Linked DNA regions of Homo sapiens: regions 1 and 2 are each linked to region 3. A link is a contact called in ENCODE Hi-C or POLR2A ChIA-PET data. All regions are on one chromosome and are shown on one strand. Each heading gives the region's core, a stretch centred on a gene start or an enhancer-like site at or near the end of the contact. The rest is flanking DNA. Distances are from core to core; before and after follow the strand shown. Region 1 overlaps TNS3 (tensin 3). Region 2 overlaps TNS3 (tensin 3). Region 3 overlaps PKD1L1 (polycystin 1 like 1, transient receptor potential channel interacting).

Region 1 (4,433 bases), core at 156-2,655, 430 kb before region 3:
CCTTCCTCTCCAGACTCTGCCTCCCAGAGGGCGTCCTCCAGCCTCTTTGTTATCTTTCTGTATCCTCCAGTCATGTGGCACCTGGGATCCTCACTGTCACCCAGCAAAGAAGCCAGGCTCAGGAAAGGAAGCTGACATTCCCCCGATCTCACGATCCACCACACACAGCACCTCTTACTTCCTCCTGCACACACCAGCCAGGCGGAACACACTTCCACCCCGTGAATATGTGCTGCTCGCCTATGCCCCATGCCCAGGGCTAGGCATACCCTGTCTGCCTTCCCTACCTGCAAGGGCTGTCCTCTTCGTGAATCTCCTTGGATTGTACAGGCAAAGTGGTTGTTTCTCTTCAATTCTTTCCTAATTCCTGGTACCCAATTATGGTACACGGTGCACCCTGTGGCAACAACTGATGTATATCTGTGTCTTCCCAATTAGAGGGTCTGCTGTGTTTCTTCCTGCGCCCACCCCAGCATCAGAGCCATGGCAATTCCCAAGAAAATATGAGATGCGTGAATATGACAAATGGTGTGTATGATAACAAAAATCTCAGAGTTGGAGGGAGGTATCTTTAGAGTCATCCAATTACAACAGGCCACTTTACAGACTGGGAAAGTGAAAGGGAATGAGGCTTATGAGAGCAAGTAGAAAGCACCCCAATGGGGAGTGTGGCCACTGACACCGACGCTCCAGAGATGTCCAGCGAGGAAAATGAGATGTTCTCCATAGGGCTCAGCAACATGGGGGTCCAGAGCTTTGCAGAGCCTCCCTGAAGAGTACTGTGGGGACAATCCTGGTGGTGACAATACAAATCCAGGGACACATATGCTGCTGTGGGCATTCCCTTAGACCATCACAGCAAGTCTGATCCTGAAAGAGCAGGTACATCCTGCTAGGGTAAGAAATCCCCCCACCCACAGCCCTCTTGTGTGACGAGGAGGTGGGGCACCCAGTGAGACTCAGCCCAGTCTCACTGAGTCTCAAAGTCTCAAAGAGGAAAGTCAAGGGTATGAGCCCTGTCCCGCACGGTCTCGAGCACAAGACACACTCTGAGCCACAGCTGCCATCGCCGACAGTGTACGCCAGAAGGCTACCAGGGTCCCTGGCCAGTTACTAGCTTTTGATTTCTCTTTGGATCTGCTCTCTTTATCTCTAAAATGGGCTCACAGGCTCTCTCGAGGATTAAAACACCATAGTGAGGCTTCCGGCAGGCAGCCACACTGTGTGCCGCGAGATATTCTTCCCTCTCCTCAGGGACAGCAACTACCCCAGGGAACACTGACACGACTGCCGTCCCCCGCAGCCACCACCTGCCAGGACCACAGACCCACGGGGAGACCAGGACCATGTGCTCCTCTCTGTGCTGAAGACAGGGCGTTTGTAATCACTTGCCCACATTGGAACGGATTCAAGGCCGGCTCCTTTCTGAGTATAGAAGCAGAATGTTGCGCTCACACATCAAAGCCAGCGCTCCCCTAACAGGCCCAGATTGAAGGCAGCTGCAGAGGGCTCCATTCCAGGACGGCAACCACTGCTAGAGATAAATGCGGCTTAAGTCAACATTTTTGGGGTTTTTTAACCAGGCGGCGGGGGGATAGAAAAGGCAGGGGCAGGGGTGGAAAAGAGAGTGCCGCAATACATCATTTTCCCAGCTAAAAGAGAATGTTTCAGAGGCTGCCAAACCTTCCTTAACTCCTCAAAGCACTGGACAGCTCTGAAGACTAAAGCCCTGGTGGGAATGCGGCTGGGACTCAGCCTTTCACCCGCCAGGCGGCGTCCAGTCCAGGGACCTGAGCCAGGCACTGCTGACCGCAGGCAAGAGCGAAGACTGCCTGGAGTAATAGCTCACCAATGCAGCACACCGGCCTCCATGCCAAAGAGGGGCTGAGGAGGGCTGCAGAGTGGAAGAGAGGAGGGAAATTCAACAAGGATGAGTTTTCTATCCAAAGGTGACTACTCTTTCTGGGGAACACCTTCTCAAAAGGACCCAAGCCTGGGGATTCTGCAGAACTTTGATGGCAGAGGTGGTGATGGCAGCCTCGTGTCTCACAGGGAGAACTTGGAAACCCTGCAGGAGTGCAGCAATAAGATCAAACGCACTTTGGAAGCCCCTCTAAGGGAATCCAGTGTGCTCAGTGAGAAGGACATGGGAAGAAAGTTTAAAGATGTGCACAGATGCTAAAGGAGGTGGGTTAAGTGAAAAACTCAGGCTATAAAACAATGCACAGGCTGATCCTACTATGAGAAATTACATGATATTTAGAAATCATGCCAAAAATACACCAATGACGAGTGCTTCATCTCTAGACAGTAAGATGGCGGTAATTATTCCTTCTTTTTGATAATTTACATCTTCAAAAAATATTGATACAAGCTTAAATGTATGTAAAAGAAAGAAAGAAAAGCATAAAACTCATTCCATTGAATCAGGTACCCCAGACACGCCAGACAGCACGTGGGGATGGAGGGTCAGGAGGAGGGGATGCAGATTTGAGGAAAGGCTCCGTGCTTGTCTGTAACTCAGGAGCTGGAATTCTCAAGAATACTCAGGCAGTGGTTCAAGGGAAGGTTGCTGAGATCCAGTTTTGGGAGAGGACTCAGATTCCGTGTGGCGGGTTCTGGGCTAAGCATCCGGATACCAGTCCTGAGCTCGCTCTGAGTCCTCCCCTGTCACTCCACCTCCCTGGGGGTGCTCATGGGCTTCAGATATCATCGAGGCTGCAAGGGATGAACCAGGCACTGGGAGGAGGCTGCACTCTCACCCACTATATCCCTGAGGAGTCTGGGCATGACTCTGCCCATAAAGGGGGTCTCTGCTGCTTTATGAAGCCTGGAAGCAGTAATGACAAAGCTGTGAATCTGGCTGCAAAGTGTACCTGGCTGCCTTGGCGCCCTATCCGACTCCTCACCCTCCTGTCTGGGAACCACTCTTTCCCGGGTGTCCTTCCCACTCTGCCCTGTCCTTCTCAGTTTCTTTCCAGAACTCCTATGCACCCACTCCCAACTGGCTCCATCTTTTGCATGGCAATGCCAGACCTTCTCTACTCGCCCCTAGACCCAACTCTCGGTGACACAGAGTCCCGAGTGCATGCCCAGACCATCACCTGCATGGCTCCACCACCTCCAACCACACAATCCATAGCAGTCTCCCACCTGCTCACACCACTGGCTCAGAAGATGCTGCATGAAAAATACACCAATGGGAATTGTGATTTGTAATGTCAGGGCCTTAGATATTTAAAGTTCAAATTGCTTCTCTAATCATTCATTCAAGAAACACGCATTGAGTATCTGCTATGGACTGAATATTTGTGTCCCCTAAGATTCATATGTCAAAACCTAATCCCCAGAGTGATGGTATTAGGAGGCAGGACCTTTGGCGGTGCTCAGAGCATAAGGGTGGAACCCCTATAAGTGGGATTGATGCCCTCAGAAAGGAGGCTCCAAGGAGCTCCCTCTCCTCACCACCACGTGGAGACACAAGAAGGCAGGAGTTGGCAACCAGATGACAGCCCTCACCAGAATCCGCCAGGCTGGCTGCCTGATCTTGGACTTCCCAGCCTCTCAAAGTAGGAGAAATACACGCTTGTTGTTTAAGACACCCAGGTTATGGTCATCTGTCAAGGCAGCGTGAATGGGCTGAGAGGGCCTCAAAGTAAAGAAGTATCTCCCTCTGCATCTTCAGGAGACACTGCGGTGGCTGAGAGTCTTTAAGACTGAATTCTGTCTATTTCACCCAGTGATAACGGCAAGTCCTCCACATGTATGGATCTATACACACACGCTCACACACATAATTCCACAGATTCTCCGTAAAGTTTCATGTAACCCCTAAAGGATGGTGAACACTCAACTGATTTTCTGTCTATATGTTTTCTACATAAAATCAACGTAGGTCCTTCACCACCTGTGAGTGACATGCTGCAGGCGCCCAGCTTTCAGTTCCCTGGTTGTGACATGGGAAGGATAAAGCCTGCCCCGCAGGCAGGTCACAGGCTTAGCTGGGAGCCAGCTTGGGGACAAGAGCGGGGCACCCAATGAGGGACTGAGCACAGAGCTGCCCTCCAGAGCATGCTCCTCACAGGAGCTGGGGCTCCTCCACACTGTCCACCGGACTTCACTGCTCCCCTCTTACGGCATTGGCACAGAGAACACCCACCTGTGTTTTAGAACCCCTGCCTCCCTCATGGTCAATAACCCTCCAGGCTCGCCCCTCCCTTGGCAAGCAAGGAACCTCCCAGCATCACGAGAATGACCTTTCCACAACTCGCCTCCCTGTTCTCCATGAGACTCGGCACAGCCACTGATTCATCACCTCAGGACAGAGCGCTGCTCACTGGCTCCCATGCAGCAAGGGACCTCTCTGGTAAAATCCACTCGCCTCAGCCTGGAATTTAGGATGCTAAGTCAGCTGTCCTCAGAGTCCCCATCCA
Region 2 (4,629 bases), core at 324-2,823, 490 kb before region 3:
AAGGAAGCCAACTCATCTGTTGGACTCAGAAAACTATGTTCTTTCCACAAGACATCCCTGCCTCCCACCAGCAGGGTCTGAGTCAGAACGCAGAATGTAATACAATTACTCTGCCCCTACAGGAGGACAAGGAACCTTCTGCACAGGTTTGCCCTGGGGATTAGGAAGGCACAGGTACTCTGGGAGCAACTTAGAGCCCTGTCACTGAGGTTCCCCCTTAGAGTGCAGGAAGCCCCAGCAGAAGACAGCACCAGGCTCCCCACGGGCCACCATGGCTACAGGTTGGCCAAGGGAGAAAATCACCCCTCTCTCGAAATAGGTGGACCAAAATTCTTTTAATCTCACCTCCAAAGTCAGAAAACTATGTCCGTCCTAACCAGACAATCTCTAATACACTGACACGCATATGGAATTCATGAAAAATTACTAATGTATATAAAATACATTAAAAGGACAGGAAACTTTTGAAAAGATAGCATCTTCCATCAGCTGGAGAGCAATCCATCAATCCTGGAAGGGATACTGGGCAAGATTTTCAGCCTGGGAAGGAGAAGCTGGACCTTGAGCCACTTGGGCTTGTCTCAGAGCGGCTGCAGTGCTCGTTTCACAATAAAGAGCTCTGGGTTTTCCCCTCGCTCCCTCTTAATCTTCCCCATCCTTCCAGCTGGAATACACACACACACGCTGTGTCGGCTGCAGGGCCAGCAGAATCACAGGCCAGCCACGCAGAGGAGGGAGCAGATGCCCAGGAGGCCCACCCTGGGCCCAGGCGCCAGCCCTGCCCGTGCTACCCCCAGTGCCTGGCTGACTCTCCCAGGGTCCCACAGAGCCCCAGCCCCAGTTCAGACATTTGGGAGGGAAGGGACAGTGAAGAAACAAAGCCCCTAGGTCCAGAAGCTCTGTTAACATAATCTGAGCAGGTTCTTTCAGTGAATGCATGGGTTTTTGTTTTTGTTTTTTTCAATGACATGAACTCGTTTAGAAATACTCTCTTTGCTTGCTTCAACCACAGAAGAGACAACAGTAAATCTCATTTTAGAACCCAGCGCCTGATCCTAACGCTTGCTTTCGGCATTTAGTAGAAACAACTGTGCTGGGTGCTCAGAAGTGCAGCCTTCTGGTCCTCTGAAGGTCCTGCTGCCCGCTGCCCGGGATCCCTCAAGGGCCCTGGAACTGGGGTGGGGGCGGTGACAGCCCTGGAATGGGGCAGGCTCGCTTTATCAGTTTCAGTAAAGGAATGCACTGTGCTAGGAAGCAGTCCTGTTCCAGAAAAGCTGCACATCTGTAAACCAGGCTTTTGTTAGCCCTGAGTGAATCTCAGCAAAGACAAAGCATGACTTTCTTCTGGAAGGACTAGCCCTCCAGGCTCAAGGGCTGGGGCGTTTTGTCCCAAAGCCTTGGCGACTTGAGAACTGTCATCAAGTGACAAGGGGACTCTTGGAACAATCAGCCCTCCTCCCAAGTCCTGCCCAGGATTCCTGGCCCAGTGACCTCTGCATCCCACCTCATACCCCTCCCCACCCCCCTCCACTGGAGCCCAGGAGATCAAGTTTCAGCAAGGGCAACTGGATCCGGGCCAGAGGCGCCAGGAGCACAGAAGACACCAGGCGTGTAGGGACTGAGCAGGAAGAAGCAATGAGTCCCAATGTACAGCTTACCTGGCACCCAGGACCCTGGTCAGTCCATGGAAGGGCCTGGGAGGATGTGGGCCAGACAGAGGGAACTCCTTGGGCTGTGTCCCCAGCAGCCCTACGTGGTGAGCAGAGTCCCGAGTCCCTGTCCCAGCGGTGGCGTCCCCCACCCACCCAGGCAGGGCTCTGTGTTCCGGCCTGTCCCGAGGGAGTCGTGCAGGGGGCGGGGCGGCCACCTCCAAAGAGGCCCATTCAGAGGGCGGCCGAGAGAGCTCAGGCCCGGGAAAGAATCCCGGGATTGTTGAGCTGCTGCTGGCTGTCGCGGGCGGCCTGCCCAGTCAGTGCCTCCAGACGGCCCTGGCCCCGCCTTGCTCACTGCTGCGGTTTGCTTCCTTTTCATTTCTTTTCACTTTTTCCTCCCCCAACTTTAATTTCTTGCAACCTCCCTGCTGAAACCCAACCAGGCTTAGTTTCAGCCTCAGGCCAGCCATCACCCAAGGCACAAGCGGCAGGACCTGCCCACCATGCCCCCAAACCTGCCCCTCCAAAATCAAACCCCCATTCCCCTGGGACCCCACACTCACAGCAGAGAGAGGCTTCCAGCAACTAGCCAGAGAGGAAGTGGAAGCCTGAACAGTCTCTAACAACAAGGATGTCCCTAGTCAGTCCTCTGCCCCCCACCCCGGCAGGAGCCTACACCCATGTCCCTTTCCTCTGGATGGGGCCATCTGCCTCTCATCTGGCCTGGCCACCAGGCTGGAAGCCTTTCACTCCTCAAGGCAGCCCAGGGGACCTTCCAATGCAAATCCCACCCTGTCACTGCACTGCTCAAACCCTGCAGGTTTTCTTCCGGGCCCCAATGGGCTATAACATCCTGCCCAAACCCTGTCCTAGAGCCTGATTCTGGATCCCTCAGCCTGTTCTGCCTGGCTGGCACCTACTGTAGGCTGTTGGCAGCCTCTACGCACTGTGTCCCCTTTCTTCCATGTTCTTTGCTCATATGCTTCTCTCATCTAAAAGGCCAAACTCCTAAGCCAACTGCTGAAAAACTCCTATACATTCTACAAAGCCCTTTTCAAGTGACCCCACATTTTTTTCAGCATTTGGAACACCATCTCCCTCAGTCAAGTCAAAGTGCTCTGTTCCCGTGACCCGAAATCTGACTATAACCCAGTCCACATGGCAGAACATAGGGGCCTGTCATGTGTCTGGGCCTTAGAGACACGGTACATTACTCAGGGTTTTCACAAGGGGAAGCACAGAACAGACACTCACTCCTGGCTTCTCTTGTCTCTTGTGTCTGGCAAAATCCCACTCCCTCTTCAAATGCTGGTGTGTCACCCCTTCCCCTAGAAAGCTCTCCCTGGAAGAGCAGGTCCCCGTTCCTCCTGGGCTGCCTCCTTTCTTACAGCCCCTGTGCACGCCTGTGCTTCCAGCACAGCTTGCTGCCCAGCCTGAGCCGAGCCATTGGCCGGTCCAGCCCCTGCACGACCCTGGCACACTCATCAACCTGTGAAGAGTGGGCAGGTCAATGCCCTACCCCAAGAGGGACACGGCTTGCCTGGGACCCTCAGGGCCACCGCTCCGCACATGGGCCAGGAAGATCCCTGGGACCTTCCTCCCAAAGGTCTGAGTAGGCATTTCCTCCCTGGTTGTTTATGTGTTGCAGAGCAGCAGCTCCTGCAAATGATGCTGTCGGAAATGCCTGACCACGGACAGAGCAGGCTCAGCGGAAGCGGATGGACTGGCCTTTCCCGTGCCTGTCACTCCCCAAGCAGAGAGGAAGGCGGCACGGGGCGGCACCAGCATGGGGCAGCCAGGCCCAGGAAGGGTGACTGTGACCAGGATGGCACTCCCAAGGGTGGGTCCCATTCCCTCCGTGGAACTGTGGGCTCAGTGACTCGGAGCAAACCCACAGGGATGGGCAGCAGGGAGGAGGAGGCAGGGCATGCTGCTTCTGTGCCCGTGTCACAGCCATGACTGGGACAATCCTGAGTGTGAATCTACAGATTTAAGCATCTTCTGGAGATCTGTTTATCTTTCCTCTCTTGCTTCTTTCTCCTCAGCTGCAGTGCCAGGGACTAAAGTGATTTCAAAGGTGGGCTCCAGGTGGCAGCAAGTCCACTGAGGAAAAAACATTTAAAAATTCTTCCCGGACAGTCTGCTCCCCCCACCCAAACACCCAGAGATCCCCGGGGACGACAGGACCTGGACTGTCCACATGTTGACTCTGCTACAGCCAGGACCACCCACTGCACCTTAGCAAAATCAAGCAGGGGTGCAAATCAGACACCTGGAAGAGGACAGCCCACCCCACCAGCCGGCAATGCCAGGTCTCCTCTCAGAAACACAGGTGCTGGTCTCACGCAGCTCCCACTCTGCGGGCTCAGGCCCTTTGCAGGCATGATGCACTCAGCTCCCTGGAGCTGAGAGACTGTCTCTCTCCTTCCACTTACCCATCAGAAAACAAAACAAACTTTTATCCAGATCCTTCTCTGTGTTAGATGCCAGGAGTGTGATGAAGACTCTGCTCTGGAAATGTCCTGAGGCTGAGGGAGGGAGGGTGACACCAAATCCCAACCCAGGTCCCACTGGGAAGTCACATCCTTCAAATGCAGGTGAGAGCGAGGCAGCAGAAACAAAAGGACGGAGGGAAGGTGAAGCAAGGAGGGAGAGGAGGAACAGAGGGAGAGAAGGGGCAACAGGAGTTTCCCTTTCGGAGGAAGACACAAGCAGACTTGGTTGCCAGAGGGAGGTGAGAAAAGGGGCATTAAACCAAGGAGAAGGGAGGAGCTGGGGCGCCCAGAGAAGACACACGGGAAGGGATGAGCAAGTTTAAAGGTCTCGCAGCCTCCATAGGGGGCACGTCCTTCCTGAGACACGACCTGATCAGCTGGATGGAATTCTCCCTTAACACCCTCCCACCAGCCCGCACTGCCTGTCCACCAGCCTCACGGGTCCTACAGGGGCTGCATCCCATCACCTCCCACATCTCTGT
Region 3 (4,615 bases), core at 1,871-4,370:
ATTTTTAGTTTGCTCAGACACTGCTATAAAGCCACATGCACAGGCCAAGGCTGTGCATGGCAGCAGCAGGGTGTCCATTTGGCTCTGAGCTACAGCCAGAGGCAAAAGGATAAAATCAAGTGTTCCTACGAGAAAGCAAAGTACCTCTCACCTAACTCTAAAAAACTTTCTCATACATAGCTTCCCATGAAGAGTCACTGAAGAATGGAAAGGATGGGGTGCTCATCAACATGCCCTCAGCAAACAGAAATGGCTCTGATGTGGCTGTTTCATCCAGGTTTCTCTCCACAAAAAGGGGAGACCAAAATAGTTCTCAGGAAAAGGAATTTTGTCATAAGGTGAGAAGAAGTTAGAAAGTCACCCAAGTACACACAGTTGAATGCCTGGTCCAGCACCAGATCCAGACTACTCCAAAGAATGAACACACTATGAATCATTCAGATGATGGCCATGGCTTTGGTAAACGAGGCTTGAGAGCAAAGTTGGGCTGTAGACAGCAGGCCTGGAGCCGACTCTTACTGTGAGAGCCAATTTTGCACAACTCCTCCCAACTCCATGTTCAGTGATGTCACATTGGTGGTGTGAAAGACCATGGTGGTTCCGGGCGTGGTGGCTCATGCCTGTAATCCCAGAACTTTGGGAGGCTGAGGCAGGCATATCATCTGAGGTCAGGAGTTTGAGACCAGCCTAGCCAAAATGATGAGACCCTGTCTCTACTAAAAATACAAAAAATTAGCTGGGCGTGATGGTACGCGCCTGTAATCCCAGCTACTCAGGAAGCAGGAGAATCGCTTGAACCCAGGAGGCAGAGGTTGCAGTGAGTAAAGATCATGCCACTGCACTCCAGCCTCAGTGACAGAGTGAGACTTCATCTAAAACAAACAAACAAACAAACAAAAAAACCATGGTGGGAGGATTTACACCACGGAAATTGGCTGGCAGATGCTATAAATCAGTGCTTTTGTTCTCCAGTTATTAACTGTTTCCAGCACACCACAAAGACTATGTTTACAGGTAAGGTGTAGAACGGACACTCCACTGTTGATTCAGAGCAGATTTTGCAGATAATTTAGAAAAAGTTTTTAAAAACCTGATAGTCATGACAATAATTGGACAATATTAAAAAAATCAAAGACAAATAAATGTCACTAGTGTATAGAGTAATAAAGAGATGCAGTAGCCTCAACCAATAATCTGTATATACTATAAATGTGTTCGAAAATTTCCATATGGCTGGGCACGGTGGCTCAGGCCTATAATCCTAGCACTTTGGAAGGCCGAGGTGAGTAGATCACTTGAGGCCAGGAATTTGAGACCAGCCTGGCCAATATGGCTAAACCCCCGTCTTTACTAAAAACACTAAAATTAGCCAGACATGGTGATGGGCGCCTGTAGTCTCAGCTACTTGGGGGGCTGAGGCAGGAGAATTCCTTGAACCCGGGAGGCAGAGGCTGCAGTGAGCCGAGATCGCGTCACTGCACTCCAGCCTGGGCAACAGAGCAAGGCTCTGTCTCAAAAAAAAAATTTCCATAGCATGTATGAGTAAAAGTCTAGTGAATTAATTTATCTGACTGGTTTTATTTCTTTTTTCTTACGAAGAAATGATCTCTTATCCTTTCAAGTATTTGATCTTCATTGGTTTATACATCTTTAGAACTTAATCTTTGCAGGTCTTTTATTGGGTGCTGGTTCTTAACTCTGGACTTCTCTACAAGTTTTGTCAAACTATCAAATGCAGAGCAAATTGGAGGCCTGCCAGAGCACCCAGAGGGTGGAATGAAGCAACAGAGAGGCATCAGGAAAGGAGAACACAGATGGAGACAGAGATGGGAGGCATAAGGTGAGCAGATACATCTCTGCAAATATTCACGCCAAAGGAAAGGAAGAATGAGCCAGGGGGCACAGAGATGCAGTGAAAAGGGCGGGAGGGTAGGAAAGAGGCAAAGGATGGCTGGAGGTGAATTTTCAACAGAGGAAAGTGTTGAGCATCTGCTGTGGGAAGCAAGATGATTTGACGACAAACATTGTACATTTATAGCAACTAATATGATCCATTTTCTGTGTTTTTAAAGAATAAAGTATAGACATTATAGCCATGTTGAGTTTGCACCACTTTCGGGGAAATGGTATCACTTCTTGACACTTGCTTCCCTATTGGAATAACATTAAGAAACTAAGTTAAAAAGCCCTGAAAATAACCCAAAGCCAAAAGGCCCAATGGCCAGACTGCAGACATCTCACACCTCACTCCTGGCACACCCAAAGTGCAGGTAGTGAACCAAATGAGCCAGGAGTATTCTGGCCCTGTCTGTATTAGTTACCGCAATTATATAAAATAAGCCCACAAAGCTGGCTAAACAATGCAAAAGATAAAATCAGCTGTTATTTTACTTTTATGGCACTTGGATAGAACGCTTGCTTCATTGATTGGTGCTTTATTTGCTGGTTTATTTTTTGTTTTATTATTTTTTTTTGGAACTTCATGAAGTCTTTCATAAGTTCAGAAACACTTCAAATACAACTTAAATATGGCAAAATCCAAGAACGCAATGACTACTCAGTAGTCCAGTTCCCTCCCTTTATAGATGAAGATGCTAAGTCCGAGCACTTGCCAGAGTCACCTGGCAACCAAACATGAGTTGGGGGCCCAGTCTCGGAACTCTGTTTCATCCATTTCCACTCCTGGGCTTATTTAGCTTCTCTATCTGGAATGCTAGTAAATGCCAAACCCTAAGTTGTTGTTGATGTTTCAGGATTAGGTATTGGGGGCTAGGGGGTGAGACGGAGAGGGTCCACTTTAAACATTCCATTACCAACCAGGATACTTGAATATCCCTGCCTGGTGGCCAGAGCACCCAGAGGCAGTGAGGTTTTGCATCCCTATGGGAAACATAAGGTCTATGTAAATCCAGGAGTTGTGAATGTGAGCACATCAATCTCATGTGCACCTGAGAGATCTCACAAACATTATCTCAGCTGCGATATTTCTGATTTGAATATCAAGAAGCAACAATTCATATGAGAAATATGTCAAATAATGTTGACTTGTGAAATGTGAGATGAAAAATAAACTAGCAAAAGCCAGAGGTTTTTCATGTTTAGATTTCCATTTCCATTGAGGACCCAAATTATCACTTTGTTTTGCACACAGCACCACCTACTGGCACAGGCTGTGCACTTGCACGGATAGGAGAGCTGAAAAGTTGGTCATGGATGGAAATAACTGCTGGTTTCACAAATGAGGAGGCAGAAAATTCCACTTAATTTCACTATTACAATGCTCAGCAGAAAAAAAAAAACAAAACAACTTGGATTACTGAGCTACAGAACACCCAGACTCATAGCACTGGGACTTCCAGGTCTTACCTTACGAGTGGGTCACAACACTGACAAAGGGGACAATATCCATTAGCCATTATCTTGCTGCGTATGAATAACCCTCTCTCACAAAAATAAAGATAAATATGTTCTGAAATAATTGATAAGATTAAATTGACTTTCCAGCCACTCACTTCTGCCAAAAAATCCAACCAAAAAGTATTTACGTCAAATTGAATTACTTAGTCAAAGGCAACAAACACACTGATAGAGTTGCTGCATAAATGTGTCTTTAAATATTCACCAGAGTAAATAAGGTAACTCCTGGAACACACTGAATTATTGTATTTACCAGCATTGAAATCATAGCAAAGAACCAATATTATTTCATATCATGCACTTTATAATTCAAAGCCACACTGCCTTGAAAGGACTATCAGACTGACTGTTTGTGGCAGGTGAAAATAAAGCCTAACCATGGATTCAAGAACAACTCTCAAAAAAAAGAAGACTACATTAAATGCACCTGTTGATGACAATATGCATCCCAATTTTAGAAGCACTGAGACATGGAAAAGAAATATGACACAACAAAATGCTATCATGCTTGCCTTTGCCTGGTGGTATCACGGAAATTTTTCTGCTTTACACTTTTCAGTTCTGCTAGATTTACCTATGATCAACATCTACTACTTATAGAAAGAAGGAGGAAGAAGCAAATGAACAGCTTGAGAAATGATCAAGAACTTGAGAGGTGTTAGAAACTGAAGGCCGGGCGTAGTGGCGCACACCTGTAATCCCAGCACTTTGGGAGGCCGAGGCGGGTGGATCACTTGAGGTCAGGAGTTCAAGACCAGCCTGACGAACATGGTGAAACCCCATCTCTGCTAAAAATACAAAAAAATTAGCCAAGCGTGGTGGCACATGCCTGTAATCCCAGCTACTTGGGAGGCTGAGGCAGGAGAATCGCTTGAACCTGGGAGGTGGAGATTGCAGTGAGCTGAGATGGCGCCATTGCACTCCAGCCTGGGTGACAAGAGCAAAACTGTCTCAAAAAGGAAAAAAAAAAACTGTTAGAAATTGAGTGTCAGTTATTACGAACTGCAACCATAGGCTTTGATAGAAGAACTCTGAGGTCTCCAGCAAAAAAGAAACTGCAAGACCCTGTTTTGGCACAGAACTTAAAATTCCTTCAAATATCCTTGTTTTGCTATTTACCCCAAACGAGATGCTAAGAACGTGTCCAAAGTCTGTGAATGGAAGGGGGTTTTATTACTACCAGGGAAATGGTGACAAT

What was found. A loop is a pair of places that touch in the nucleus more often than their neighbours do. ChIA-PET counts read pairs that join two places held with the same protein, here RNA polymerase II (POLR2A). Pooled maps may share reads with other maps.
Region 1: a loop to region 3 is called in a map of IMR-90, with 12 times the contacts of the local background. The contact joins two enhancer-like sites. A Hi-C loop is called at or near these places in 5 of 168 maps with a recorded cell type or tissue (IMR-90, ascending aorta, dorsolateral prefrontal cortex and 2 more) and 12 of 50 pooled maps.
Region 2: a pooled map shows a loop between it and region 3 (2.7-fold over the local background). The contact joins two enhancer-like sites. A Hi-C loop is called at or near these places in 4 of 50 pooled maps. POLR2A ChIA-PET finds 5 or more read pairs at or near these places in 2 of 52 experiments (OCI-LY7 and WTC11).

What each region holds. Positions count from the first base shown.
Region 1 is chr7:47,390,892-47,395,324 of GRCh38, forward strand. All of the region lies in intron 16 of TNS3 (tensin 3), which reads right to left. Among named protein-coding and RNA genes, the nearest start is that of SNORD151, 72 kb to the right of the region's middle. Within about 2 kb of position 1,406, at least 8 of the 41 ENCODE cell types and tissues checked have a DNase peak (open chromatin) inside an H3K27ac peak, as active enhancers do.
Region 2 is chr7:47,326,323-47,330,951 of GRCh38, forward strand. All of the region lies in intron 20 of TNS3 (tensin 3), which reads right to left. Among named protein-coding and RNA genes, the nearest start is that of SNORD151, 140 kb to the right of the region's middle. RefSeq lists an enhancer at 239-844. Within about 2 kb of position 1,574, at least 29 of the 41 ENCODE cell types and tissues checked have a DNase peak (open chromatin) inside an H3K27ac peak, as active enhancers do.
Region 3 is chr7:47,816,356-47,820,970 of GRCh38, forward strand. All of the region lies in intron 46 of PKD1L1 (polycystin 1 like 1, transient receptor potential channel interacting), which reads right to left. PKD1L1-AS1 (PKD1L1 antisense RNA 1) reads left to right here. Exons shown (of 4, transcript NR_161269.1): 3 at 1,671-1,840; 4 at 3,152-3,492. Among named protein-coding and RNA genes, the nearest start is that of PKD1L1-AS1, 23 kb to the left of the region's middle. Within about 2 kb of position 3,121, at least 3 of the 41 ENCODE cell types and tissues checked have a DNase peak (open chromatin) inside an H3K27ac peak, as active enhancers do.